Regions from separate parts of the Homo sapiens genome. Here region 2 is linked to region 1. Evidence: read pairs that join two places in POLR2A ChIA-PET (ENCODE). Cell type or tissue: PC-3. All regions are shown on one strand. Links, peaks and the distances in the headings refer to the core of each region. The heading gives the core; the rest is flanking DNA.

The links. Peaks named below come from ENCODE experiments on the same cell type or tissue, not always from the same donor. Only the 100,000 strongest peaks of a DNase experiment are listed, where the experiment ranks them.
Region 2: POLR2A ChIA-PET joins it to region 1 with 13 read pairs; 3 of 35 experiments call an interaction of 5 or more read pairs at or near these places.

Annotation. Positions count from the first base shown.
Region 1 is chr9:18,711,865-18,727,719 of GRCh38, forward strand. It overlaps ADAMTSL1 (ADAMTS like 1), which reads left to right. Exons shown (of 29, transcript NM_001040272.6): 15 at 9,672-9,801. It also overlaps the pseudogene RAP1BP1. Among named protein-coding and RNA genes, the nearest start is that of MIR3152, 150 kb to the left of the region's middle. RefSeq lists an enhancer at 1-264. In PC-3, for the core only: no CTCF peak of the experiment used is centred there; no DNase peak of the experiment used is centred there.
Region 2 is chr9:18,792,959-18,808,813 of GRCh38, forward strand. It overlaps ADAMTSL1 (ADAMTS like 1), which reads left to right. Exons shown (of 29, transcript NM_001040272.6): 20 at 2,439-2,566. LOC124902127 (a long non-coding RNA gene) reads right to left here and starts at 7,684. Exons shown (of 3, transcript XR_007061429.1): 1 at 7,632-7,684; 2 at 6,282-6,455; 3 at 3,809-4,553. In PC-3, for the core only: no CTCF peak of the experiment used is centred there; no DNase peak of the experiment used is centred there.

The DNA of each region.
Region 1 (15,855 bases), core at 7,982-10,481:
GAGCAGTGGTTCTCCCAGCATGCAGCTGGAGATCTGAGAACGGGCAGACTGCCTCCTCAAGTGGGTCCCTGACCCCTGACCCCCAAGCAGCCTAACTGGGAGGCACCCCCCAGCAGGGGCAGACTGACACCTCACACGGCCGGGTACTCCAACAGACCTGCAGCTGAGGGTCCTGTCTGTTAGAAGGAAAACTAACAAACAGAAAGGACATCCACACCAAAAACCCATCTGTACATCACCATCATCAAAGACCAAAAGTAGATAAAACCACAAAGATGGGGAAAAAAACAGAACAGAAAAACTGGAAACTCTAAAAAGCAGAGCGCCTCTCCTCCTCCAAAGGATCACAGTTCCTCACCAGCAACGGAACAAAGCTGGACGGAGAATGACTTTGATGAGCTGAGAGAAGAAGGCTTCAGACAATCAAATTACTCCGAGCTATGGGAGGACATTCAAACCAAAGGCAAAGAAGTTGAAAACTTTGAAAAAAGATTTAGAAGAATGTATAACTAGAATAACCAATACAGAGAAGTGCTTAAAGGAGCTGATGGAGCTGAAAACCAAGGCTCCAGAACTACGTGAAGAATGCAGAAGCCTCAGGAGCCGATGCGATCAACTGGAAGAAAGGGTATCAGCGATGGAAGATGAAATGAATGAAATGAAGCGAGAAGGGAAGTTTAGAGAAGAAAGAATCAAAAGAAATGAGCAAAGCCTCCAAGAAATATGGGACTATGTGAAAAGACCAAATCTATGTCTGATTGGTGTACCTGAAAGTGACGGGGAGAATGGAACCAAGTTGGAAAACACTCTGCAGGATATTATCCAGGAGAACTTCCCCAATTTAGCAAGGCAGGCCAACATTCAGATTCAGGAAATACAGAGAACGCCACAAAGATACTCCTCGAGAAGAATAACTCCAAGACACATAATTGTCAGATTCACCAACATTGAAATGAAGGAAAAAATGTTAAGGGCAGCCAGAGAGAAAGGTCGGGTTACCCTCAAAGGGAAGCCCATCAGACTAACAGCGGATCTCTCGGCAGAAACCCTACAAGCCAGAAGAGAGTGGGGGCCAATATTCAACATTCTTAAAGAAAAGAATTTTCAACCCAGAATTTCATATCCAGCCAAACTAAGCTTCATAAATGAAGAAGAAATAAAATACTTTACAGACAAGCAAATGCTGAGAGATTTTGTCACCACCAGGCCTGCCCTAAAAGAGCTCCTGAAGGAAGCGCTAAACATGGAAAGGAACAACCGGTACCAGCCGCTGCAAAATCATGCCAAAATGTAAAGACCATCGAGACTGGGAAGAAACTGCATCAACTAATGAGCAAAATAACCAGCTAACATCATAATGACAGGATCATATTCACACATAACAATATTAACTTTAAATGTCAATGGACTAAATGCTCCAATTAAAAGACACAGACTGGCAAATTGGATAAAGAGTCAAGACCCATCAGTGTGCAGTATTCAGGAAACCCATCTCACGTGCAGAGACACACATAGGCTCAAAATAAAAGGATGGAGGAAGATCTACCAAGCAAGTGGAAAACAAAAAAGGCAGGGGTTGCAATCCTAGTCTCTGATAAAACAGACTTTAAACCAACAAAGATCAAAAGAGACAAAGAAGGCCATTACATAATAGTAAAGGGATCAATTCAACAAGAAGAGCTAACTATCCTAAATATATATGCACCCAATACAGGAGCACCCAGATTCATAAAGCAAGTCCTGAGTGACCTACAAAGAGACTTAGACTCCCACACAATAATAATGGGAGACTTTAACACCCCACTGTCAACATTAGACGGATCAACAAGACAGAAAGTCGACAAGGATACCCAGGAATTGAACTCAGCTCTGCACCAAGCGGACCTAATAGACATCTACAGAACTCTCCACCCCAAATCAACAGAATGTACATTTTTTTCAGCACCACACCACACCTATTCCAAAATTGACCACATACTGGGAAGTAAAGCTCTCCTCAGCAAATGTAAAAGAACAGAAATTATAACAAACTATCTCTCAGACCACAGTGCAATCAAACTAGAACTCAGGATTAAGAATCTCACTCAAAACTGCTCAACTACATGGAAACTGAACAACCTGCTCCTGAATGACTACTGGGTACATAACGAAATGAAGGCAGAAATAAAGATGTTCTTTGAAACCAATGAGAACAAAGACACAACATACCAGAATCTCTGGGACACATTCAAGGCAGTGTGTAGAGGGAAATTTATAGCACTAAATGCCCACAAGAGAAAGCACAAAAGATCCAAAATTGACACCCTAACATCACAATTAAAAGAACTAGAGAAGCAAGAGCAAACACATTCAAAAGCTAGCAGAAGGCAAGAAATAACTAAAATCAGAGCAGAACTGAAGGAAATAGAGACACAAAAAACCCTTCAAAAAATTAATGAATCCAGGAGCTGGTTTTTTGAAAGGATCAACAAAATTGATAGACCGCTAGCAAGACTAATAAAGAAAAAAAGAAGAATCAAATAGATGCAATAAAAAATGATAAAGGGGATATCACCACCGATCCCACAGAAATACAAAGTACCATCAGAGAATACTACAAACACCTCTATGCAAATAAACTAGAAAATCTAGAAGAAATGGATAAATTCCTCAACACATACACTCTCCCAAGACTAAACCAGGAAGAAGTTGAATCTCTGAAGATAGACCAATAACAGGATCTGAAATTGTGGCAATAATCAATAGCTTACCAACCAAAAAGAGTCCAGAACCAGATGGATTCACAGCCGAATTCTACCAGAGGTACAAGGAGGAACTGGTACCATTCCTTCTGAAACTATTCCAATCAATAGAAAAAGAGGGAATCCTCCCTAACTCATTTGATGAGGCCAGTATCATACTGATACCAAAGCCGGGCAGAGACACAACCAAAAGAGAGAATTTTAGACCAATATCCTTGATGAACATTGATGCAAAAATCCTCAGTAAAATACTGGCAAACCAAATCCAGCAGCACATCAAAAAGCTTATCCACCATGATCAAGTGGGCTTCATCCCTGGGATGCAAGGCTGGTTCAATATATGCAAATCAATAAATGTAATCCAGCATATAAACAGAACCAAAGACAAAAACAACATGATTATCTCAATAGATGCAGAAAAGGCCTTTGACAAAATTCATGCTAAAAACTCTCAATAAATTAGGTATTGATTGGACGTATTTCAAAATAATAAGAGCTATCTATGACAAACCCACAGCCAATATCATACTGAATGGGCAAAAACTGGAAGCATTCCCTTTGAAAACTGGCACAAGACAGGGATGCCCTCTCTCACCACTCCTATTCAACATAGTGTTGGAAGTTCTGGCCAGGGCAATTAGGCAGGAGAAGGAAATAAAGGGTATTCAATTAGGAAAAGAGGAAGTCAAATTATCCCTGTTTGAAGATGACATGATTGTATATCTAGAAATCCCCATTGTCTCAGCCCAAAATCTCCTTAAGCTGATAAGCAACTTCAGCAGTCTCAGGATACAAAATCAATGTACAAAAATCGCAAGCATTCTTATACACCAACAACAGACAAACAGAGAGCCAAATCATGCGTGAACTCCCATTCACAATTGCTTCAAAGAGGATAAAATACCTAGGAATCCAACTTACAAGGGATGTGAAGGACCTCTTCAAAGAGAACTACAAACCACTACTCAAGGAAATAAAAGAGGATACAAACAAATGGAAGAACATTCCATGCTCATGGGTAGGAAGAATCAATATCATGAAAATGGCCATACTGCCCAAGGTAATTTATAGTTTCAATGCCATCCCCATCAAGCTACCAATGACTTTCTTCACAGAATTGGAAAAAACTACTTTAAAGTTCATATGGAACCAAAAAAGAGCCCACATTGCCCAGTCAATCCTAAGCCAAAAGAACAAAGCTGGAGGCATCACACTACCTGACTTCAAGCCATACTACAAGGCTACAGTAACCAAAACAGCATGGTACTGGTACCAAAACTGAGATATAGATCAATGGAACAGAACAGAGCCCTCAGAAATAACGCCGCATATCTACAACTATCTGATCTTTGAAAAACCTGAGAAAAACAAGCAATGGGGAAAGGATTCCCTATTTAATAAATGGTGCTGGGAAAACTGGCTAGCCATATGTAGAAAGCTGAAACTGGATCCCTTCCTTACACCTTATACAAAAATCAATTCAAGATGGATTAAAGACTTAAACGTTAGACCTAAAACCGTAAAAACCCTAGAGGAAAACCTAGGCATTACCATTCAGGACATAGGCATGGGCAAGGACTTCATGTCTAAAACACCAAAAGCAATGGCAACAAAAGCCAGAATTGACAAATGGGATCTAATTAAACTAAAGAGCTTCTGCACAGCAAAAGAAACTACCAGCAGAGTGAACAGGCAACCTACAAAATGGGAGAAAATTTTCGCAACCTACTCATCTGACAAAGGGCTAATATCCAGAATCTACAATGAACTCAAACAAATTTACAAGAAAAAAACAAACAACCCCATCAGAAAGTGGGCAAAGGACATGAACACAGACTTCTCAAAAGAAGACATTTATGCAGCCAAAAACCACGTGAAAAAATGCTCACCATCACTGGCCATCAGAGAAATGCAAATCAAAACCACAATGAGATACCATCTCACACCAGTTAGAATGGCAATCATTAAAATGTCAGGAAACAATAGGTGCTGGAGAGGATGTGGAGAAATAGAAACACTTTTACACTGTTGGTGGGACTGTAAACTAGTTCAACCATTGTGGAAGTCAGTGTGGCGATTCCTCAGGGATCTAGAACTAGAAATACCATTTGATCCAGCCATCCCATTACTGGGTATATACCCAAAGGACTATAAATCATGCTGCTATAAAGACACATGCACACATATGTTTATTGCGGCATTATTCACAATAGCAAAGACTTGGAACCAACCCAAATGTCCAACAATGATAGACTGGATTAAGAAAATGTGGCACATATACACCATGGAATACTATGCAGCCATAAAAAATGATGAGTTCATGTCCTTTGTAGGGACATGGATGAAATTGGAAATCATCATTCTCAGTAAACTATCGCAAGAACAAAAAACCAAACCGCATATTCTCACTCATAGGTGGGAATTGAACAATGAGAACACATGGACACAGGAAGGGAACATCACACTCTGGGGACTGTGGTGGGGTGGGGGGACGGGGGAGGGATAGCATTGGGAGATATACCTAATGCCAGATGACAAGTTAGTGGGTACAGCGCACCAGCATGGCACATGTATACCTATGTAACTAACCTGCACATTGTGCACATGTACCCTAAAACTTAAAGTATAATAATAATAATAATAATAATAAATAAAATAAAATAAAATAAAAATTTTAAAAAAATAAAAAATAAAGAAATTTGAAAAGTCTGCCCATTTCCTTCCCAACAGATATTAAAGGCAATCTGTTGAAGACATTATACTGAAAGGACTATCATATTTTAAAGACAAGATCACTGTCTCCATAGGTTTTTGAAACATTTTTAAAAACTATATAGCTGTATTAATTAGAGCACTTATTTTCTACAATAATAGTGACCTTAAATTTCTTTAAAAAAATTACAATAAGCTACAAGTATCAAAGAAGCAAAGTCATCTAGAGTAGTCTACATAGGAGCTCTTTGGACTTTGTTTTATTATGGTAAAATAGTGGTGCTTTTAGGATTTACATTATTGTACTCTCCAATACAAAGTATGAGTGAGGGTTAGAGTATACAGTACACCATTTTCATACATGTACAACGTGGGTGGATGAAGAATGTCTCTTAGCAGTAATACTGGATGTAGTCTCTGCTTTTACCAGCTGCATAATCTAGGACTATTATATAAGTAAAAATCTCTCTTGTGAAGCTTGAAAGTGATTAGAATGTGCAAACTGATATAGTAGCTTTCATATGCTCTTAAAGGGTACCACCACAGGAAAGTCCATTTAAGATGCTGGTAGGTTTAACAAAGTTGGAGTGTTGGCACTATTGAATTGGACAACAGTTCTTCAGAGCTGACTCAGAGCTGCAATGCACTTAGTACATTAAAGCAGCTGACATGATGACTTTTTGCGAGCCTTCCCAGGCACTGGAGTTTTTCTGTTAATCTGCCGCACTAGGTCATAAAAGATCTCATTAACATTTATTTTGAATTTTGTAGAAGAATCTAAGAATGCACAGTTGTTCCATTGTCTTGCTAGATTTTTGACCTTCTTCCTTCCCTACAGCTCTTTCATCTTCCAAGTCATACTTATTACCAACAAGAATCATTGGAACATCATCAGTGTCTTTAACTCAAAGAATCTGTTCTCTCAAGTCTTGCAAATCATTAAATGTGGACTGTGCTTTGATGGAATAAACTAATGCAAAGCCTTGTCCATTTCTCATGTACAAATCCCTCCTTGCTATACATTGTTCCGTTCCTGCAGTATCCAAGATTGCAAGCATACACTGCTGTGCATCTACTTCAACTTGCTTTCTATAAGAATCTTCTATCATAGGACATATTTTTCAACAAAAATTCCTTGAACAAATTGTACATTCAAAGCAGACTTTCCAACGCCTCCTGGGCCAAGAATGACTAGCTTATACTCATGCATGATGCAAACTTGTCGAAACCTAGTACCTCTCACGCTGTCACCGGGTTCCCGCAGCCAGTGTCACTCCCTCCGGGTTGCTACTCTCGGCACCACAGCAGTCCTGCCGCTGCCGCCGCCGCTCCAGCTGGTTTACACACCTGACTCTGGGCGAGGTTTGGCATTGTCCAGAAGGGCCTAAGTTCTATCAAGAAGGAGTTCACAAAGTGGAAACACAGGTCACATCACTTACACACCTTCACACACACACCTGATCCAGTCACTTTCAAGTAAAGCATGTGACAAGCCCACGGTCACTTCCTGCCTCAGGATCGTTGACCCAATTTCATAAGGTTTTCAACAGCTGAATAAAGGCAAAATATGTTTTATTTTAGAGTCTCATTTAGAATCTCTTGAATACTACCAAACAGGTAAATGAGTTAAAAATTTAATTTCTAAGATAACCACAGCTCTAGATTCTGTATGGGATAGAAAGCTACATCCAGTGACTTCTCATCACTACCTTAATAATACTAGACTATTCCAGTGGGAAGTATCAGTGATTATATCAACTGTTTCTTATGAAGTGTTTGGCTGTGTCGTCATACCATGAATTTCAAATGGCTCATCCCATCTACAACCAAGAGAACACCCTGCAGTCAGCATTACAGAATATGATGGAATAATTTGAATGTCTAATAGAAATCTCAAATGCTCCACCCTGAACTGGCCATGATATATTTAAATTAAATTTTGAAGCTCATAAACAATTTAGAAAAAAGAAAATGTAAAGATACCATCACAGCCACAGGGTAAATATTGTGATTCTTTTTTTATTTTTATTTTTATTAATTTACTTTTGAGACGGAGTTTTGCTTTTCTCACCCAGGCTGGAGTACAATGGTGTGATCTCAGCTCACTGCAACCTTCATCTCCCTGCAACCTTCACCTCCCATGTTTCAGCAATTCTCCTACCTCAGTTTCCCAAGTAGCTGGGATTACAGGTGTGCACCACCATAGCTGGCTAATTTTGTACTTTTAGTGGAGACGGGATTTCACCATTTTGGCCAGGCTGGTCTCGAACTCCTGACTTCAGGTCATCCGTCCACCCTGGCCTCCCAAAGTGTTGGGATTACAGGCATGAGCCACTGTGCCTGGCTTTGTGGTTCTTTTTTTTAAAAAATGTTTAATTTCTCAGACTTACAAAGAAGAAAGGTGATTTGGACTCCAGCTGAGTCACTTTTTAAATGATGGCCTTCCTAAGTGGACTAGATCAATGTCACATCAACCTAGGAAGTATTAGCTGATGATTGAGCTGATGACTTCTTGGAGAAACACAGCATACGTGGGAGGAGAGCAGCATGGTGGGTCAACTGTACTATACTAGGTAGTATCTGATGAAGCAATGCAGAAAATAAAGCAAGGCAATATATGTGTATTTATGTATATTGCTAATTACATGGATAGTCCCAGACTCTACTATAACTATATATAAATGTCCAGCTATAGATAGGTATCTTTAAATGTAAGTATCTTTATATACACAGCTATGTATGTCTGAAGGCAAATTAGTGAGAATGTCCTGTCTTGCCTCTTCACTCAAACTGAGCTCTGCTGAAATGATTCCAGACAAATGTCTAGGTTATTCCTAAAGATCTCCAGGGAAGTAGATATGACAGCCTCTTAATATTTTTAAATATTAAGTCTATCAGTCAGTACTAAGGGCACAGCCATCCTCAGCTTTACCATTTACAACTGTATGAACTTAAGCAGGTCTTTTCACCCTTCCCAGCCTGTTTTCTTATCTGTTAAATGGGAATAAAAATAGTGCTTACTTTGTGCAGTTGTTGAGAGGACTGAATGATGCATGCCAAGCTCTTAGCGTTGGTACCTGGTTAATAATGGGCATCCTGTATATGTTAGCTACTGTTATTATGACTGGGCATCAAAATGAAATGTCTGGTCATTACATTGCTCATTTAAATGTCTCCACAAGGGGACCAGGTGCAATGGCTCACGCCTGTAATCCCAGCACTTTTAGAAGCCGAGGTGGGCAGATCACTTGAGGTCAGGAGTTCGAGACAGACTGACCAGCATGGTGAAACCCCATCTCTACTAAGAATACAAAAATTAGCCGGCCATGGTGGCACACGCCTGTAATCCCAGCTACTCGGGAGGCTGAGGCAGGAGAATCGCTTGAACCCGGAAGGCAGAGGTTGCAGTGAGCTGAGATCGTGCCACTACACTCCAGCCTGGGCAAGATTCTGTCTTGAAAAAAAATTTTAAAATAAAATAAAAATAAGTGTCTCCCCAAGGGCCCTGCAAACCACCTTGGAGAACTTCCCAGTAACCTTGTGCCAGTCACTGCTCAAACTCCTGTTTCACTAGCTCTGAGTCAGGGCCTGCGGGTGTCAGTGGGAAGGTTGTTTTCCACGGCTGTGGTTATTATGCATCTTATTCTCCTTCTTTGTTCCAACTTCCAAGGCTGCCCTAGGTCACAAAAGAAATGAACCAGAATCAGAAGGCAAACAGCAAAGACTGGAGTCCTAGATTCAAGACCTCAAGAGCCCAGCAGTTTACAGAATTCTGGATATAAAACATGGCCTTGGGCCTCCCTTCCAAATACAACGATTTCCTTTCAATTAAAATATAAGATGTGAAGGTTTTGGGCCCCTTTTTTGCCACCCTGTGCTCCTTGTTCATTGAAGTATCATGTTCCAGCATTGGTGGCATTAGCCTCGTGGCATTTTTTTAAGCATTTCAAGAGTCTAGGTAGCAGCCTCTCTTCTGTGGGGGAGTTGCCCTCCTCAAGGAGCATGCTCACAGAGGCAACAAGCTTATGAATACTTTCTCCCAGCTCAAGTGATGCTTGACAAGATTGGCAGTCCTGGGCTTTAAACTGCCATCTCTGACATACAGCGAGAGTCCTACAGAACACAGGGACCTCCCACCAGCTGCCTTGTCTACACTTCATCACCCCCCACACACACACCCACTTTGCACTCTGGCCTGACCGTGTGATTTGTACACAGGTGTCCAGGAGGCTGTGGTGAGCTGCTTGAACAAACAGACTCGGGAGCCTGCTGAGGAGAACCTGTGCGTGACCAGCCGCCGGCCCCCACAGCTCCTGAAGTCCTGCAATTTGGATCCCTGCCCAGCAAGGTAAGGGATGTGTGGCCTGCCCTGCTGTCCAGGGGCACGTACAGAACTGGGCGCATCTTTCAGTGGGCAAGACTGTAACACTTATTTGTTACTCAGTGTTTTGAAAACCAATTAGCATCAGTTCAAACTTTTAGTCAAATCCACTTAAGTTTAATTGAAACCAGGGCTTTGGAATTCTAGCCCAGTCAATGGTCATGCCAGAATCTGGAAGATACCGTGCATTCACTTGAGCCTGTGGCATGGCTGGTATGTGTGTGTGCCACGCAGTTGCTTTCCCCTAAAGGGAACATGAGGTGACAACAGACTTCATGGGCTCTGCCACCTTTTAGCCTGTGTCCTAAGCACTCACACCATAGTAATGAACTGGTCTGTGAATTGCAGAATATAAGGGCCTGAAGCAACTGGGTGGTATAATTGATCCACTGTGAAATCTATATGCACACAGCATGCAGATTCATCGTAGCATGCTCTGGGGGTGTGTGTGTCATTCCACATGCGTAAAATCAATTAGAGCATTTCATTGTTCAGCCCTGCCTGGGTCTCATTATTAGCCAACATTGAGTCACAGCCTTGATTGAATTAATCAATCCAATCACTGCTTCAGTCCCTACAATTTTATGGTGTCTTGAGAAACTTGCCTTCTAGATACTTCTTTTTGAGCAAATCTCATCTATGGGTTTGGAAGGGAGACGTTTAAGAACTAAATCCAGACTTTCAAATCTGCTGATGGAATGAAGAAATGTTGCTGAATAGGGTCAGATCCTAGATAAAAGGGGGAATGCTGATTTTGAATGATAGTTTTTCTCTTTCTGCAAAGTGTGTCATGTAAGAAGTAGTTAATACCTGTATTGCTGTCAGGCATTAACAATAGTTTGCTGGTCACGATGATGCACTGCTTGTATTATTTCCCAGCTGGCTAGATTCCTTTCTTTGGGACTTGGAGGGTACAGATCATAGTCCTCCTCCAATCACATGGAGGCACATCCCATGGTGACACTCCTCCTGCTAGTCACCAGAGTTGTTCTGTATGATGATCTGAATGGTGGACCAGGGCATTCCCCTCTTCAAATACAGAAGTTAAGAGGGCAACTCATGCTATATTCTCCAAGGCAACCATAAAATCAGTCAGCCACTGCTTTGGAGAAGCACCCAACCCATGAGAACAGCAGTCAACAAGATAGAGTCAAAGTCAGGTCCTGTACATGAAATCCTGAGTAACCTCGTTTTCTATCCCTGCCCCACCTGGTTCCACATTTCTGTCCTAACTTCGCAGCTCTCTAGTTGTTGAGCCTAAATGTGTGGGCAAAGGGCACCAACTTTTCTATTTGACTACAGTCCTGTCATCTAGGAAGAAGCAGTATCGACTCAGCATGGAACGCCTGCAACGTTCTTTGTTAGGCAACCAAGAGGCCTGGCTTCTCATCCTGCTGTCACCAACTAGCTCTGTGGCCTAGGGCGAGGTGTCTGCCCTTTATGTTTCCACATCTGCAAAGTGAACTGGTTGTACCTGATGATCTGAGATCCCATGACTTGCTCACATGTCCCATGATTCTTTATTTTGTAGGCAGAAGCATTAAACAGCTACTCCTGCTGCTGTGTGCTAATCATTCCTGTAATTTCTGTTCTGCTTATTTGCCATTATTTGAAAAACATGCAAAAGGGTCTTTCTAACCACATTCCTGTGTTGTAACAACACCCAAATGCTGAGGCAGTGCCGAGGAGTCAGTGCCTGGGACTTGCTTAAAACTGCTGGGACTCGTGGTCCCTAAACCCTTCTTTGAGCACCAAAACGAATAGGACATGAGATGTTACTTCTCATTCTCAAAGTACTAACTATGTTTAAGTTACAAAAGGTTAGGTTATCCTGTGACCCTTTTGTTGACTCACAGACAAGAACAGTTGTTGAGCTTAATGTTGTCGCATTTGCTCCAGATAAACTCAATTCTCTGATTTCCCACCAGCCAGCTGTCAAGCCAACAGGCAAGACCTCTCACTGGGCACAGCCAGGAGTTTCTTGGGTCGACCATACACATTTAAACATTTGTAGAAGGTTGCTAATTGCAACAATAAAGGGGACCAAAGTATAATGGCCTAATCTCATCCAAGAGTCAAAACAGATTTTCCCCCTAAAAATGATAATTGTATAGAGGTGCCTTTCCTGTGGAATATCTCACTCTGATGTCAGAGAAAAATCTCTCCTTCCCTTCTCCTGGTGTTCAATGTATACAGAAAATAAAATGTGTTTGGTAGGAGCATAATAGTGTGTTGTTTTCCCACACAACCCACAACCTCTGTTCTGTTGGGAGCAATTTAGGTCTTTAATTCACAATTCTTACTCCACATGGTTCAGCGTTCCCTGTACATTTTTGTGTGTCTTCTGATGGGATGCAAGTTTCTAGACCGTGTCCTTTGGGGTCTTGGTCTGTGCTGCTATGCATGTGTTTAAAAAAATACCATAGCATTTTCAGTGGGACATAACAAAATGACATTTCAAGTCTTAGTCACTGGGCCTTTGTCTCTGAGAGGTCACCCCCTGGTTAAGATAAATAGCTTTCCCAGGCAGTTGTTAGTCCCACTGAACACCAGTTAGGGAGCCACTTTTTTTCTTGTATGTAGTCAGAATTATCAGATCACATGGAGAATACCAAAGGCCCTAGAGGGCAAGTCCAATCTGCTTAGCCAGGCTTTCTAAGATTAAACTTGGCTTCTCTTGACTCTGTGTGATGGCAGGGATTGTTTCAGAAGCACATGTCTAACTTTCACCAGGTTTAGGCAAATACATCCTCATACCTGGTTATTCACAATAGGAAGATGTCTTCTCAAGCTGGAGGTATTCTGACTGTTCCAATTTGTGTGTTTGTGTGCATGTAGTGCCTACATTTTTTAGAACACTTTTTAAAAATAGTCATTTTCTGTTAGAAGAGTACTAGATTTTAGAGTTCTTGCTATCAGCTTTGTGTCTGAATCCTCCTTTCTATATTTCTGACACCTAGTATAATGTTTGACACATAGTAGATGATTATTAAGTGTTTATTATATAAATGAGTATGAAGGACCAGGGCCAAATTTATAGGTAGCAATGTTTGGACCATATTATCAATGACAGCTGGGAAGACCTCAGTGCTTTCCCTCCTCTGCATCCTCCTTATCCCTTCTCTCCAACCTTCCAGATGCTGTTGATCCTTTCCTTAAGCTTAAGGATTTAAATGCCAACTTAAAACATAAATAGCCTCAGGATTGAACCTTTTTTTTTTCTTTTGAGACAGAGTCTCGCTCTGTTGCCCAGGCTGTAGTGCAGTGGTGAGATCTCAGCTCACTGCAAGCTCCGCCTCCCGGGTTTACACCATTCTCCTGCTTCAGCCTCCCAAGTAGCTGGAACTACAGGCGCCCACCACCACGCCTGGCTAATATTTTGTATTTTTAGTAGGGACGGGGTTTCACCATGTTAGCTAGGATGGTCTCGATCTCCTGACCTCGTGATCTGCCCACCTCGGCCTCCCAAAGTGCTGGGATTACAGGCGTGAGCCAACGTGCCCGGCCAGGATTGAACCTTTTATGTTATCATGTATGTATGGCAAAGTATCCCCCAAGTAAGGATACAAGGACAAGCTTTAATAGAAAAGAGAGGGACAGATGGAGGTTAAGTAAGTTATAGGCATTACCCAGGGAGGAATTTGATTGTCGGGAAAGATGGAAAGTAGTATATGGAAGACAGATGTTAATCCCTTCACAACTTTGCCTAAGATTAACCATAAGCAGTTAGGACCATTTTTGCTTGTGAGCTGCCAGTGAGAATTTTCCATCAAAGTTAATGAGTAATTTGTGTGTCTAAAAGCCATATCATCCACCCAGTCCTTCAGTGGTGAAACCAGCTCGAGGGAGAAATACCCAAAAAGGACCTAAGATCAGTCATTAAAAAAGAAATCAGCCTCCTATTCCTAATAAGGAGGTTTTCTGTGTTATAATTATACAAGGAATACATGAATATTCTCATTCTTTAAAACTCAAGCACAGCAGAATAAAAAAAAAAGAAAGGTATACCTTCCCTTATCACCACCATCTTCTTCAGTTCTAGTTCCTTCTTATACCCAGAGATAACCATTGTTAATGCTTTGCTACATACACTTCCAGATAGTTTTCTATGAATTTATATACATATAAGAAGATATACAAATAGATAAAGCTTTTTCCCTTTGTAAATGGGATTTTATTTTGTATATTGTTGGGAAATTTGATTTTGCCATTTAATATTATGCACTAAAAATCTTTTACATCCCTGAGACACCAAAATAAAAGAACCAGCACATTGATTTAGACCTACTCTGTCACTTTCAGCTATCTGACCTTCAAGAGGCCATACACCTTTTGAATCCTCAATTTTCTCATCTCTGAAATAGGATCATAGTAGGCACTCAAAAAAATTCATTATCTTCTCCTTTCTTTTCATTTTCAAACTAGTACTTCTAGTTTAAAAGAAAACGTGATTTTTAAAAATTCAGGACTTAAATTTTATTAGATGTTTTTATTTAACTAAAGTCTTAATACTTAAGCTTCAGTCTGGGCGTGGTGGCTCACACCTGTAATCCCAGTACTTTGGGAGGCCAAGGCAGATGGATTGCTTAAGATCGGGAGTTCAAGACCAGCCTGGACAACATGGCAAAACCCTATCTCTATAAAAAATACAAAAATTAGCTGGGTGTGTGTTGGTTGAGGGGGGTGCCTGTAGTCATAGCTACTTGGGAGGCTAGAGTGGGAGGATCACTGAACCCAGGGATGTCAAGGCTGCAGTGAGCTGTGATCACACCACTACACTATTGCCTGGGTAACAGAGTGAGACCCTGTCTCCAAAAAAAAAAAAATAAGCTTTAGCAACTATCTCCCTGGTTTACAATAGCAATGACATGAGCAGCCCAAGGAAAAGCAGAAAGTACTACCTTTAAAAAAAAAAGTGTATGACTGTTATTAATTATAGCATTTGATAGCCTGGCCAGTGTGTGTTGAAAAGATTTGGTAAACGTATGTGGAGGAGGAGAATTAAGTAAGCAATGAAAGCCAGATGCTGAAAATGAAGGAAATTCCAAGCAATTTCTGCAGCTTTGTTCTAACATACTTTTTAAACTAAACTTTTATTTCTGTGCAACAGAGAACAGCTGAGTGGTACAGAATAGATAAACAGGGAAGGGAGAAAAAGCTCATAATTCCAGGAACAGTACTTGGTTTCTGCCCTCCCCCTGCCCCAGCCCCAGTCTCTTTTCTCAGACCTAGGATGGTTCTTAGAACCAGCAAGAGCTATAAACGAAGCTTGAGAATCCCTGTTTGAAAGGAGAGAGTTAAGAAACACGTCTGAAAGGTCACAGAGTCTTCTCTTTAAAAGCATACTTCAGAATGCCTATTTTATTATACACTAACAAAATCCATGTATACTAGCAGCAAATGATTTCCAATTTCCAATTTTCTTTTATATTAGCTTACAATGGCTAGAGCAGAAGGTGCTGCCTTTTAACACAATCATATTTTAATTTATTTGATGGAGCTTTCAAAGCCTTGCAGGCTCTTCCTCTCTGACAACTTGTTTTAAAGGTTACTGTTTCAACATGCTCTTGAAATATTGGTTTATCTTCTGCTGTACTCCTAAATTTCCATACGCTGCCTTTTGGCTCTGTCCACACTAACTTTTAAGTGCTTAAAGCAAAAGTACACCAGAGCTCACTGGCATCCACAGAAATTGAGTCCATATCCAGGCGCCTTTGAAGAGTTAATGCTGTTACTACTGTCATCCCCCTTGGTAAATTCAGATGTACTTACACTGTCTCTCTGTTTTCTTCCATTGATGGATAGGAATCTGCCATAGCCTGTTCCTTAATGGTTGGGCCTGACTGGGCCAGTGGGAGTCTCTTTTGTTTCTCTAGTGGGACTGTATTGGCCCAGTGATCACAAATGTCCCCAGCAGCATTTTGACATCAACAAGGGTAAAGGTTATATGTTTATTTGCCTCAGGGCTAAAATGTTTATTTTTCCTAGATATTCTTTTCCATGTGTGAGCATGTGTGACCA
Region 2 (15,855 bases), core at 6,960-9,459, 80 kb after region 1:
TGGATGAGCCATAACACAATCTCTCAGTGAATGTATGGGTGGATGAGCTATATCACAAGCTCTCAGAGGCTTCCTTTCATCCCTCACAATGTTTCAGCTCTAGTTGAATGCCACAAAACTTGAGGGTCTCCAGTAATAGTGGTGATGATCTGGAATAGCACTAAATCAAGCACAAATCATTCAAAAACTTCCTTTAACTAAGGTGTCTATTTCCTTCCCCATTTTACTAGAGCTGCCCATATATAACTCGATTGATTGATGGAAGCCTTACTTCTACTTCCTGCCTTTCCTCTGACAGGAGGTAAGAATAAGCAATGTAGTAGGCCCAAGGCCAAAAGCTGAGCTGAGGAGATCTCATTCACTGCCAGACTGGTCACCCACCTCAGAATAATTGACAGCTGATTAGAAGTGGTGCTGAAATGCAAATGTCATACAGCCTGGAGAGACCCGGCAAGGGAAATAGTGAGGAAAGAATTGTATAGTGGGAGAGTGTTGCTGGGGCAGACCTGACTTCCAGGCTTAATCTTACCACAGAGTCTTAATGAGTTCTCCCCACATTTCTGTTGTTTCCCCACCCTCTCACTTTCTTGAAAAACAACCCCTATTAACTGCTTACCTCCTAGGGAAGGATGCTAGCATAATATTGGGTGAACAGTTTTTTGAAGCTTTTGAAACTAGGGAGGTTAAAAAATCACAAAGCTAGAAATGACTAGCTTCAGGATCCCCAAAACTGGCTACTGAGCCATTTCTGTGCTATCAAATAAACTGTCAACCTAAAGTACCTGTCAGGTCTAGGCACCGGATCTCTGAGCTTCTGAGCTTCTCCATTGTCCCTCCAACCCTTCTAGATTCCCTCCTCCACATACACATTCCAGTTATCAGCCAGCCTCACTAAGTCACCAAGACATCAGGTTCAAGTGATCGTTAGTCATTAATTAAGCTGCCATAATGTCACAGGTACTTTCTAGAAATGGCATAAATCTAGAAAAGAAAAAACAGACTTGGGTGGAGTGGGTTTGAAGCTCACTGTAGGCACTCACAGTTTGATTCTTTTAAGTCTTTTCAGATTAAAAAAAAAAAAGTCTGAAGTAGACTGTGATTATTCTGGAATTTTCTCTCCATGACCTTGAAGGGCAAGTTTTGACTTTATTCTACTGGGAACCTACTCTACAGAGAGTCCCCTGTAGTAGTGGGGAAAATAAAAGCAATAAATAAGACCTGAAGAGGATCACATGAGCCCAGGAGTTCAAGACCAGCCTGGGCAACTTGGCAAGACCCTATCTTTACGCAAAATTTAAAAATTAGCTGGGAATGGTAGTGCACCCCTGTGGTCTCAGCTACACAGGAGGCAGAGGTGGGAGGACTGCTTAAGCCCAGGAGTTCAAGACTGCAGTGAGCTGTGTTTGTGCCTCCACACTCGTGGGTGACAGAGCAAGACCCTGTCTCAAAAAAAAAAAACAAAAACAAAAACAAAAAAAAACAAACCTGAGTTTTGTGCCCCATAAGATTTACAGCTAAATAAAGACAATAGATGTATATATGACTACACAGCGGCTGTGACACAGAATTTCCTTCAAATATGTGTAAGATCCTCTCAATATGCAATTCTTGGCTTTTTCTCTTCTACCTGCAAACCTGAACAGATGTCTGTCTGGTTGTTTTTTGTTGTTTTTTTTTGTTGTTGTTGTTTTTTGAGACAGAGTCATGCTCTGTGTCCCAAGCTGGAGTACAGTGGGGCAATCTCAGCCCACTACAACCTCTGCCCCCCACGTTCAAGTGATTCTCTCACCTCAGCCTCCCAAGTAGCTGGGATTATAGGCATACACCCCCATGCCCAGATAATTTTATTATTTTTGTAGTTTTAGTAGAGACGGAGCTTTGCCATGTTGGCCAGGCTGTTCTTGAACTCCTGGTCTCAGGTGATTTGCCCGCCTCAGCCTCCCAAAGTGCTGGGATTATAGGCATGAGCCATGGTGTCTGGCCAAGATGTCTGTCTTGATCTCTGGAAGCCCTACGTTCTTTCAACCATCCAACCAAGCTCCACTTCTCTTTTGTAACTTTGCTTTTTCCTTAATAAGCCTTCCCCAAATCTATCTGTACCGTTTGTTCTAGCATCCCCCCTTCCCCCGGATATCTGTGTGTGTTATATGTATTTGGTGCACATATGTTGTCTGGTCCAGCTGGTAGCATTTAGATCAAGTAATCCACAGGCTGCAAAGGCAATGGGAAACCTCCTTATTTGAGATCACTACCACAGTCACATTAATCAAAGAGGCAAGAGAGCACAGGTTCTTGATTGTCCTTGTAGCTGGTTTGTCTCTGTTGTTAAAACAGGGTTCTGCATACACCCTGAGGTTCCTTCCTGCCTTACCAATATTGAATGCCAAAAAGGAGTCAACTGACTTGACCAGGTCTATATTTCTTTTCTGTCGCTCCAGGATTCTTCTACAGCCAGATGATTCCTTACAGATCTTGGCACCAGTGGAAGCAGATGTGGGTTTCTACACTTGCAATGCCACCAATGCCTTGGGATACGACTCTGTCTCCATTGCCGTCACATTAGCAGGTAACCCAAAAATCCCTGTTCTGTTCATTTCATAAACCTTTATTGAATGAGTGCCTATAGTGTGTCAAACAGGCCCAGAGATGCATAGATAAAGGAGACCCAGATCCCATCTTCAGGGAGTTTGTAATCTATAATTACAACAGCAGTGTAGTATGAGGTAGAATGAAGTGCTATAACTGATAACCAAATAGTATGCAAGGACAGTACATTCCTGCCAGGAGGTCTTAGGGTTGCAATGAGTGGAATTTTGATAAGAGACAGGGATATTTCATGCAGAAAGAATAATGTGAGCAAAGGTGATGTGTGCAAATCAGTAGCATGTTGGAACATGAATTGTGAATTATAATCATTGAAGACTCTTTTGGATCCTGTCATCTCCTTGTTCCACCTGTTGCAAGAAAGACTACGACCCATAAATAATTGGAATTCTGTGGTCATGGCTTGAAGCAGGAGTGTTCCCCAGTACTTCTCTCTGAGTCTGCTTTATTTCATCCTCTTGCTCTAATGCACTGCCAACATTCCCCTTTATCCATTGAGGTTAGACAATACATTCTGCACATGGTGACTTAAGAACATTGCAACTCAGAGTACCATGTCTCCCATAGTTGTGGTCTTGTAGTAAAAGACATGTAGAGCTTTTATAAAACCTCTTTGCATAGGACAAACCCATGCCTTTGAAACGGAAAGAGAACTTAGATACCAGCTGGACCAAGGCCCTTGTTTCTCAGAGGCCAGGCAACCCGAGGTCACACAGCTGCTCTGCTAGTGGCGGGGGAAGAAGGGAACTGGAGTCTCCTAACTCCCAGCTCATTGTTCTCCCTACTTCCCCACTGATCTGAGAAAATAGGATCCATCCTCTCAGATCTGGGCCATCCAGTCTTTGTGGCTGTGTTGCATGTGTTTGTATTTATTCTTTTCAATTGCTGCTCTCATCAGATGATTCAGTAGATGCTAGAAAAGCCAACATCACCCCACACTGACTTCATCTGTCCCTGCCAGGATTATGTTGTCATACTGTACTCCAGTCACACATGCTACCCCCTTGCATATCTGTTTAGCAACAGTATTCCTGCCCCCATGACTTCAGGCTGATCTGGGAAGGGACCCTTAGCAGGCGGCTTTGCGGGGAAGATCAAAGTCAACAATGAAGAAGGCAATTTAAGGAGCCCTGGGCCGGATTAAAGACTGATATTATTAATGCCTATTTTTTGTGAATAAAACATTTGCTTTTCTTCTAATGTATTCCAGTTGCAATCTTTATTCCCCTCTTTATACAGAGTCCAGATGCTCAGCACCAATCTTGTTAAATCTCTCCTGCCATCCACCCTCCAACCTGCTTTAGCAAGGGCACTGCTGACATCTTTCCACTTGCTGGCAGATAGTGGCTCTTGCAGGATTAATTCTCTTGTTTATATTAATCCAGATATGGTTCAGCTCTATCACAGACTAAATGCCCTTTGTTCACCCGAATTTAATACGATTAATAGAAACCTGTCTGGAATTAAGCAAGGCAATTGTAACATCAGGCTTGCCTTCAGCTCTTTGAAGAGGGGTTATTGGAGGCTGCCAACAAGTTCAAAGCCAGGGAAGAGAGACAGAGCAGCCAAAGAGGCACCAGGGAAGGGGAGGAGAGGGGCTGCCTGGTGAAGTATGACTACAGACACCACACCCAGGGCATAGGGAGCTGCATCCTTGCACCTTAGCTGCTAGGGTTTGTATAGGTCTGCTGGAAAGTCTATCAAGCAGTCCCTCTAAAAACAAAGGCTCAAATGTACATTGCCTTAAGACTGTATTTGTACCCTTACCTGAGTTTATCATCCACACCTGTGCCAATGTCTACACTCACAGTGTTAGGTGGTTCACCAGCTCCTGTTGTGAGCACACCCTCTGCCACATGTTGTGGAACCTACAGCAATAAATAAAACCTGTGTTTTGTGGTCCCTGATGCTTACAGAGGAGTGAAGGCAAGCGATGGATACCCGGCTACCTAGAATTGGGAGAAAGTTGCAATTTACTTCAAATGTATGCATGGAGACCCTGCTTAGTAGGTTATAAGATATAATCTGAACATAAATTAAATTGGAGGGGTGGGGGTGAATGAGTATCAGGCATTTCTAAGTTTTATTGCCAGTTATACTCCTTATTAGCTGTGTGATCTTGGACAAAGTATATAACCTCATTGAGTCTCTGTTCTCATCTGTAAAAATTTAACTAACATTATTTTACAGGGTTGTTGTGAGGTTAAGTAAGATTGCACGTGTGAAAAAGCACTTAACCCAATGCCAGGCACATTGTTCATACTCAATAAATGTAAGCCTCCTTTCTTTCTCTAGCTCTTCTAGAGTGAAACAACCTGAAAACAATTCTAAAATGTGCAAACCATTATCCCAACTCTGCTTCCATGTATCTTTCAGTATGTGTCTTAACACTGAGATTTTTCAAGTATGAACTTAGAAACTGATTCAGTTCACTTGCAGTCAAATCCTCTTGATGAATCTCAGCACTACTATGTTTTTATGGAAACTGCAGGGGTTTTTTCCTGGACTTTAGTATTAATGTAGGCCAAAGAGGAAAAAAAAAAAAAACTTTGAGCCTCAAGATAATCAAGTGTCCCCATGATTTTATAAGGAAAGTATGGACTTGTGTGTTGCCAGTGTGCCTGCATTTACCAGATGCAGGGAAATTTGTTCATAATGATTCACAAAAGCAGGCATAGCATGGCAGTTAAAATCATGGGCTCTGGAGCCTTAGGGTCTAGGTCTGTATCCTGGCTCTGTCACTTCCTAAGTGTAACCTTGAGCAACGTCTTTATACTCACTGACTCAATTTCTTCATCTGGAAAGTGGTGCTAATAACAGCACCTGACTCAGAAAGTTCTCATGGAGATTAAATGCAATCATTCATAAAAAATGTTTATAATTGTGGCTGGCATGTAGCAGGCACTCAATATTTGTTAGCTATTATTATTGAGAGAATAATACATACAACAAAAGCCAACTTATGTTTACAGTGGGAGAGACTCCTTTTCAGGGACCAGGATGCTCACAAACCCTTTGTAGAGCAGCTCTCTGAATGTCTCAGTGTCAAATAGGGAAGCTAGATTAGCCATCTGGAAAGTACTTGGGGTGCCTGGATTCAGAGCAAGGGAGATGGCTTGTGATGAATATTTCACGTGGGCAACAGAGAGAGACGCCTGATGGGCTCTCCCTGGCCCACAGCAAGATGCCTGCCATTGAGTTTGCCCCGTCCCGTAGATCTGGTGTCTTGCCAATTCTGCCTCTCAGATTCATTTCAGTTCTACTTCTTATTCTGTACACAAGTTTTCTTTGAACATGTAAACACCATTTAGTTTTAGACATAGAATACAGCCAAACCTTCCTTGCTCTGCCCTGTTTGGCCTATAAAATACTGTCTTTTGTGCCTTTTGCTCCTCTCTAAACTCTTCCATTACGTGCTGATTTTATCTTTAAGTCTCAGGGATTTGGGAGTACCTTGCAAGTGTCTCTCAGCATGGAGATGGCCAGTGTTTCCCTCCCTACCTCCCTGGAACAGCCCATGGAACTCACAGCCATTTAGACCAAATGGCACAAAATTCCTCCCTCTAAATTCACTTAGCTGGATGCCTGTTTCACTGCTCCAAGTGTAGATGAAAGTAGCTTAGGAGGGGAGGATTGCAGGGAGGAGATTATAGGAATGTCACCAAAATGTCACATACCTAACACTTTGAAGTATTAATTACTTTGTGTTCAGGAATAAACAGGGCTAGGTAAAGGAGAGTCTCTGATGTGTGCAGACATAAGCACAGAGATTGGAGAATCATCTTGGCTGTTAAATTCAGCACTCAGCCATCTTGCTCAGAAATCTTCCAAATCCGAATGGCCTAGGCAAACTTTTGAAGGAAAGGAAGTAGTTTCCAGGTAAATTGCTTCAGTCTGGATCCGTGGAGTTTAGCTGTACTTACCAATGCAGATAAGGGCCTCTCCAGGTATGGAGCATTGGTGAGGTCATCGACAAAAGGGAAACATTTTTGGTTGTTATTGATTTTATAAGATCACAAAAGAGATACTGTAAGGCCTGCCTGACATCATCAATGGGAAATGAGAATAAGATGAGGGCTGAGGGATGAGTGTATCTTTCATTGAAAGGAGAGAACACAGATGAGCTCATCTGACATTTTCACAGGAAGGGAGAGACAGAAAATATTTCTCCTTTCCTAGCATGTTTTTTTGCTCTTTATGAGTTGAATAACTGATACACATTGTGTCTAATAAAGAGATCACAGAAACCTCACTGGGAAAATAAAAATAAAAGGCAATCATTTTTTAAAATTCTTCTTCCTCTGTCCCTCCCCATCATGATTTAGTAGCTACAATAAAAGACAAGTGATTGTGTAAGCTTATCATAATGTAAGTCACTTCAAATTAGCATTTCTGAATTTTTCACCCAGCAGTTCTGTTAACAAAGGAGAGTTTTGCTTCATAAAGAGTTAGGCTCACAGAGGACCTAGTCAACAATACAAAGGCTAACAAAGGAAGATTTGCTCCCATGCACTAGATCAAAAGGAAAAGTGGCCCAGGCACGGTGGCTCATGCCTGTAATCCCAGCACTTTGGGAGGCTGAGGCGGGCAGATGGCCTGAAGTCAGGAGTTTGAGACCAGCCTGGCCAACATGGCAAAACCCCATCTCTACTAAAAATATAAATATTAGCCATGTGTGGTGGCAAGCGCCTGTAATCCCAGCTACTCAGAAGGCTGAGGCAGGAGAATCGCTTGAACCCGGGAGGTAGAGGTTGCAGTGAGCCAAGACCATGCCACTGTACTCCAGCCTGGGCAACAAGAGGAAAACTCCATCTCAAAAAAAAAAAAAAAAAAAAAAAAAAAGGAAAAATGGACAGGTTTGACTGTTCTCTGGGCCACATGGTAATAGCGACTGACTGATCTAAGCTGCCATCAAGGAGATTTCAATATCTGATAGAATACTGAATAGCTAAGACCCTTAAGTTTTTCTCAGTAAGTACAGATGTAGAGAATGCCCACCAAAGACCCCAAGCTTTCATAGAACTTACTTAAAACTGATGAGAGTATAGCAGGAGAATCTCACTGAGCTCCCCAGTTGACTAGAGGAAATAAAAAAGAAAGTATAAGTGGTCCAAGTTGGCACATCTCAGTCTCAAAAAAGCAATTCCAACATCTATTCAATGGAATGCAGGAAGGATGGTGGTTGGACAGGTGGTGGGATATACCACATCCTTGGTTAGTGGTTTCTAGAGAGGCCGCAGCATCACGTGGCTGTACTAAGTATGGGGTCCCTTGGCTAGGACTCTGTAGTGGAACATGCGAAGAATTTGTGGCAGAACCACTTCTGGCCTTATTCTACTTAGACGCCATCAACATCAATTAAATAATTAGAAGAGGTAATGGTAGTAATCTGAGCAACCTGACCCACTGACATTGGCAAAAAAATATCTGAATATTGAAAGAGAATGGTAATGGAAACAAGGATATGAGAAGGAAGGCATGCAGCCTGGGAATGTCTGGGAAAAGGCAGTCTAAGCCCTACCTACTTCCTCAAGTGCTAAGGGCCCTGTAATATTTATGCTGAAGGCGTGCCAACTAAACAGAATTTCAAGGGCACAAAAATTCTAATTCCTTCTCATCTTTTATGCAAGGCAATTAATTAGTAGTCACAATGTTGACCCTAAAAAACAAAGACAGGCAAAATCAGGTTAAAACTATTTTTTCAGCTTTATTGAGATATAATGTACATATCACAAAATTCTTTGTGAATGTGCAATTTAGAGATTTATTTAGCAAACTTATATAGTTATGTAACCATTACTATAAAGTTCTTTACCTTTTTTGAACTTTTAGGTTCAGGGGTTGAATCTCCAGGTTTTTTATACAGGTAAACTCATGTCACAGGGATTTGTTGTACAGATTATTTCATCACCCAGGTACTCAGCCTAGTACCCAATAGCTATTTTTTCAGCTCCGCTCTCTCCTCCCACTCTCCACCCTCAAGTAAGCCCCAGGGTCTGTTGTTCCCCCTTCTTCGTGTTCATGAATTCTCATCATTTAGTTCCCACTTATAAGTGAGCACATGCAGTACTTGGTTTTCTGTTCCTGTATTAGTTTGCCTCCAGCTCCATCCATGTTCCTGCAAAAGACATGATCTTGTTCCTTTTTATGGCTGCATAGTATTCCATGATGTATATATACCATGTTTTCTTTAGCCAGTCTGTCATTGATTGGCATTTAGGTTGGCTCCATGTCTTTGCTATTGTGAAGAGTGCTGCAGTGAACATTTGTGTGTGTGTGCCTTTATGATAGAATGATTTTATATTCCTCTGGGTATATACCTAATAATGGGTTCTTTACTTTTAACAGCTTTATCAAGGCATAATTAACATACCATAAAACTCACCCACTTAAAGTATACAATTCAACAGCTTTTCATATATTCAGAGTTGTGGCCGGGCACAGTGACTCATGCCTGTAATCCCAGCACTTTGGGAGCCTGAGGTGGAAGAATCGCTTGATCCCCAGGAATTCAAGACCAGCCTGGGCAACAGAGAGAAATCCCATCTCTACAAAAATAAAAATCAACACAGGTGTGGTGGCACATACCTGTGGTCCCAGCTACATGGGAGGCTGAGGCAGGAGGATAGCTTGAGCCTAGGAGGTTGAGGCTGCAGTGAGCCAATACCACTGCACTCCAGCCTGAGTGCCAGAGTAAGACCCTGTCTCCAAAAACAAAAAAAACAGGAGTTGTGCATCCATCACCACACTCAATTTTAGAACATTTTTATTATCCCTAAAATAAACTCCACACTCTTAGCTACTACTCCCTAATCCTCCCATTTCTTTCAGCTCTATGCAACCACTAATATACTTTAAATCTCCATAAATCTACCTAATCTTGATATTTTATATAATTAGAATCATACAGTATATGGTTCTTTATTTCTTCTTTCACTTAGCATAAAGTTTTCAAGATTTATCCATGTCGTAGCATTATTCTTGTTTATGGTAGAATAATATTCCATTGTATAGAATAGACCACATTTTATTTCTCCATTCATCAGGTGATGGGCATTTGGGATGTTTCTACTTTTTGGCTATTATGAATAAAGCTGCTATGAAGATTCACGTACATGTTTTTATGTGGACATATTTTTTATTTCTCTTGGTTATACACACCTAGGAGTGAAATTTCTGGGTTGTTTGGCGCATTTATGTTTACTATTGAAGAAAGTGCCAACTATGTTTCAAAGAGACTGCACCACTTTACATTTCCACCAGCAATGTAGGATAGTTCAGTTTCTCCATATTCTCACCAACAGTTGTTTTCATCTATCATTTTAATTACAGCCAGCCTCATGAGCGTGAAGTAGTACTTTATTGTGATTTAAATTACATTTTAATATTGACTAATGATGTCAGGCATCTTATGTGTTTATGAGTCATTTACGTGTCTTCTTTGTTGTGGTGACAACTTTGGTGATGTAGAAGGTGTATATGGCCTGCGTATTTGCTTTTGCTGCCATAACAAATAACCACATACTTAGAGACTTAAAGCAATACAAATACCTTACAGTTCTGTAGGTCAGAAGTCTAATACAGTCTCATCAAGATGTCAACAGGCTTTATCCCTTTCCGAAGGCTCTAAAAGAGAATCCTTTTCCTCTCCATTTGAGTTGTTGGCAGAATTTAGTTCTGTGAAACTTAGGTCTATGGTCTGTGTTTTCTTGCTGGCTATAATCTGAGTGCCATTTCCAGCTTCTAGAAGCCACTGAATTCCTTGGCTCATGGTTTCCTTCCTCCATCTTCACAACCAGCAATGGAGGGCTGAGTTTTCATGTTGCCCAACTCTGATATTAAGAGCTCACATGATTAGACTGGGCCTACCTTGATAACTTAGAATAATCTCCCCATTTTAGGTTCAGCTGATTAGCAATGTTAATTCTTCCTTAGCCATGTCACAGGTTCCAGGGATTATGACATAAACATCTTGGAAGGTCATTATTCCGCCCACCTGTCTGAAGGGCACAGCTCATTTTCATCTGACTGCTATCCCCCAAAAATAAAAATTTAATGTTGCTAGACTTTCTCACGATTTTAGAGACACCAAACCAAAAAATGTTTAAAAACAACACTTTTTTTTAACTCACCATTTTTAACTGAACTAATTCAAATTTTTAAAAATCCTTTTTTGGGTAAACATGTCTGTGCTCTGAATATAGCCTTGAGGCTACCAATACCCCCTGGTTTGTATTTCATTTTCTATATTATCTGCTCATATATTACACCTCACTTTCCAGATAGAGTCAGAGTGTTATTCAAAGGGTAATCACAATTTATTTGATTAGATTATTCCAACAAAAACAATGTAATAATTTGGATGGAAGGGGAACAATTATTTTTTACTATTACTAAGAAGCCTACTGTAATAATAGAATAAGTAAGATTCTAGGGAAAGTTTTTGCTTCATTGCCAAATTTAGAAGCAGAATAGGACTATGAACCTCTTTCCCGTTATAAACAGAGGGATTTAAATAGCTGCTCTCTTGGGTCTCTTTTAGACCCAAGAGTTCTATGAATCTCTTGCACATATAATAATGAATGATAGCATTCTCTACCATGACTATCAACTATTAACTCCCTTTACCTGAAATTCTGACGTTGAAAATTGACTCTGTTGTATTTTGGGGAATGGAAGACTAGATGGCAAAGAAGTAGTACAGCTTTTGTGATGAAGTCTTGCAAGAATAACAAATGAAAGGAAAATGTCTCAGAGAACTGGTGAAGACAAAGGGTACAGGGTAAATAGAGCTGACTATTGGTCAAATGCTGACTCAGGAGGCTGGAAATAGATGTAAAGGAGGCCTTGCAAGAAGGTCAGCAGGGAGTTAAAAACTCCTGCACTATAAAATGCAAAAGACATTGGGAAGGAAAACTAGACTAAGAAAAGATCTTGCATGTTAATATAACTATTATTTGTAACAAAGCAACTCTTATGGGAATTGTCAGGTAGTGAGATCCAGAAAAGCTTCTGGCCAGCAAGGAATAGTAATGGAACATTAATATTCAGAATCCATTATTACTAATATCAGATGGATAAGATATTGTTGGTATTTATAAGGGTTTTCCTAGCTCATGCTGATTTTAGTCCCTCAAAGTTTATTTGACTCATGAGTCTTAAATTCTTCAACTGGAAATTTTCATTTCAGAGAAAATTTGAAGATTTAATTCCAGTGATCCTTGTGAGAAACCTGTGACAATTCTAGTATAAGCAGAGTCTAGCATTTCTTAAGACGTTTCTTTGATATACTCACTCTTTGTAAGGTATTGTTCATTGATTAAATCTGGATTAAATACAATTTGCTCAGTTTAGGGTGTTAAAAATGTGTTAAATTTATAATACTTCATTGCTTTAAACTAAAATATTACCTTATACTGTACTCAAATATTGCTGTATACTCAAATATTTTAATTAGTAGACATCACTGTCTTTTTTGTGTTTTAAACTGATATTTGGATCTTCCATGGATATCACAACTGTTTTCTTGAACTCTAATGGGGGTCACCCAGGGAGTCAATCTGGCATATGTTGTTTCCTAGCATTTCTAGAAGTGGGTACTTTTTGGAATCTTCAACAAGGCCAGCCATGGTGTGACTTTTAAGCTCTCCGCATCTGTCCAGATATTGTTACCAGTTTACAAAGAATCTGTTGTATTTAAATTATTTCTTCTAATTACACTGGAATTCTCAGAGTTGTTCAAAATAGAAGCAGTTTAGTTCTTTCTAACAAATGTATTACCTCTCCTCTTACCTGTCTTCCTCTTTCTTTTCTTTAACGTTTTGCTTTCTGTGTTTTCTGTATTCATCAGAAGGTCCCAGCACTGCTCCTCACAGAGTTTTGCCATTGTGTTATAGCAGAGATAGTGCTGGTGATAGCTAGCATTTATTCAAACTTCCTGCTGTGCTAAGCCGTTGTTCTTACAGCTTTGCATGCATCCATTTACTTACTCCTCTCAGCCACTGTAGAAGTAGAAAACTGAGGCACAGAATTTAAATAACTTGCCTAAGGGTACTTAGCTATACTATGCAGAGATGAGCTCGGGACACCTAACCTGTAGACAGCCCTTTCTCCTGCCCCTGCCCCTGCCCCCTGCAGGCATCACTAGCTCATCGTGTGTTTTTGCTCTTCAGCCCTTATGAATGTAACTCGGAATCCGTATCTGCACAGTACTCCAGGAAAACTCTGTCAGTCATTAGATTTGGCTTCAGGATCTCAAACCTGTTTGCTGTTCGTGGGCCCTTTCTGAAGCTCTCATGAAATCTCCAAACCTGCCAAATCTGCCCAGCCTGCGGTCCTTGTGTCTGTTGTTGCCCCGTTTCCATTTATCTTCCACAAGTCTCTCTTCACCCTGAGAATGAATACACATGCACACCTCCTAGCCTAAACTGCCTTAGCCAAACAGAGAATCTAAGTCCTTGAAGTACAACTCATTTTTGATGGCAAAGACTAGGGGAAATTATTTTGAAGTATATTCGTGACTTACAATGTTAAAGGAATGGAAGGAAGACCCATTGGATCCATCCATTCAGGGTCAACAAACGTTCATTAAGCCTGGGTTAAATGGCACTTACTAACTGTTACAGAAAAACAAACCTATAAATATATGATGGGTAAAATATGATAGTTTATTTCTTGCTCACATAAAGTCTAAAAGAATTGCACAACAGAGTTTTTGTACTTTGGGCCAAGAAGTGGCACACTTCACGTCTGTTCATGTTCCATCTGCTAGAACTCAGTTCCATGCTCATAGCTAACTGCAAAAAGGCTGGAAAATTATCTAGCTGTGTGCACAGGAAGAAGAGGAAAAGGGTTTGGCTGATAGCAAGTCACTCTCTGCCATGGCTTCTAAAATGGAAGGCGGCATGGCAGTTTAAACAAAGTTTCTATTAGCAGAGGCCTGGGATTCAGCCCTGAGTAAACAGTGCTTACAATGCTCTCTACTCTTGGCTTCATTCAAAAAACAAACTTTCCATCTCCTCTGGCTTCTCTCTCAATCACCTTTATATTAGGCCAAAGATATTTTTCAAACACATATGTTCAGATTTTTTCCCACTGAATTTTGATTTTACCCCAAATCACATAGGAGAGAGACCTGAGCCAGAGCCCAGACTATGTGCAAGAATGGATTTCTGAGCATTGCTCCAGGGGTTACTCATCTGTCCCTGCCTGTCTCTCCAGAGGTCCTCATCCTTCAGGATCAAAATGGTGCCTGGTTGGCTGAACACTTCTGTTTTAAAGGCATCACAAGGCCATGCTCCTTCCTTAATGGCCTTCACATCCTTGGATGCTGACGTACGAGTTTTAGCCATATGTCAGGCTCTCCTGTTGTGTAAGAGCTGCCCTCGTTTACTGTGAGGCTCTATTTCCCCTGTTACATTACTTCTAACAGGAACTATAATCCAAAAGCTGTACTGTGGGTACAATGAGGTCTGAAGGAACCGTGCAAAAATGATTCTTGTAATGCTTCTGTTTCTGTGTCTGACTATCTTGGAGGGGCTTCACTTCTCATATTGGGCCTGATAAATTGAAACGCTTGCCTTTATTTCGGTTTCCTTATTTTTTCTTCAATTTATACAGATACAAAACTTGGCATATTCTCCTTCTGTTTGTATGGCTCTCATTCAGCTATAACACAAACAAATTTACAGATTAAATGAAAGAATGTAAACCCTATCAATTTCTATAAATTAACACTATTCTGTGAGCTGATGCTGACTTGCTAAAACTAAATGGCTGTTCACAAAGCATACATAGTACAGGCCGGGCGCGGTAGCTCACGCCTGAAATCCCAGCACTCTGGGAGGCCGAGGCGGGCGGATCACGAGGTCAGGAGATCGAGACCATCCTGGCTAACACGGTGAAACCCCGTCTCTACTAAAAAATACAAAAAATTAGCCGGGCGCAGTGGCAGGCGCCTGTAGTCCCAGCTAGTCGGGAGCCTGAGGCGGGAGAACCGGCGTGAACCCGGGAGGCGGAGCTTGCAGTGAGCCGAGATCGCACCACTGCACTCCAGCCAGGGCGACAGAGCGAGACTCTGTCTCAAAAAAAAAAAAACAAAAAAAAAACAAAGCATACATAGTACTGACTGCTGAGGCGCGGCGCATTCAGTGGAGGGCTCAGTAATGCTGACTTAGCTCTCAGCACCTTTTTCTGTTTTTCCTATTCTGAAAGCCCTTTTGGTACAGCGTGCCATGGCTTTTGTTATCTTAACACAAATGTATAATTTATCATTTCACTCCTTCTCTGCATCTATGTTTTTTTCTCCTTAGTTAACTTCTATGGTTAAACTAGTACTAGTTAATATCAATGTGATTGTAATCGTGTCCACAAACATAGGTACTGGCAATCACGTGGCAGTCATCACACAGCAGTAATCTATTAGTAGGTGATCAACCAGGTGATCTAAAGTAGGCTTATGTTGATTTTTTTTAAGTTGGCCACTAAAATAACAGCTCCAGCTTGAAAAATTGTAATAGAGATCTAGTGGTGTCTCAAAAGATAATCTCTCACCAGGAAGAAGAGGAACCAGTTAAAGAAAAACTAAAAGAGTACAATGTATTGAATATCAAACCTGCCTCCATAACAGAATCACCTAGGAACTTGTTTAAAATAGAGATTACAGCTTGTACCCTGTCACCTGAGATTCAGATTTAGTAGTTCTGAAGTGGGACTCAAAATATATGCTAACGTTTTTCTAATAGGTGTAAGAGGGTCAATTGATTAAGCAACATTATTTTCATTAAAATCTCTATTGATTATAAATACTTGGATAACTTTGTGCTTTGTCTTAACAATGGATCATGAAAGTAATAAGAATGTATAAGAAGTAGCCTGTGCTAACAACAGTGATCCTCCTGACAAGAAAAAAAGGCCATTACTTTCCAGCAAAAACTCAATATAATTAATTAAGGGCTGGATTTCATTCAGTGACATTTGAATTTTATAGCTATACACTTGCAGCTATAAAAAACCACCTTTATTATTAAAATTCCTGTAGGAAAAATAACTTGGTAATTGTGACTCTAAAGCTCTCTGGTCCCTAACCTCATTTTCCCCACTGGCACAGTTGTTTTTATAACACAGTAGAGCAACTCTTGTATTATAGCAGGACAGATTATATTTTAAACAAGTGCCCTGGGAATTCTGAGGCAGCCAGTCCACAGACAAAGATTTGGGACTACCTATCACAAGCACCAGACTTTAGGTCAA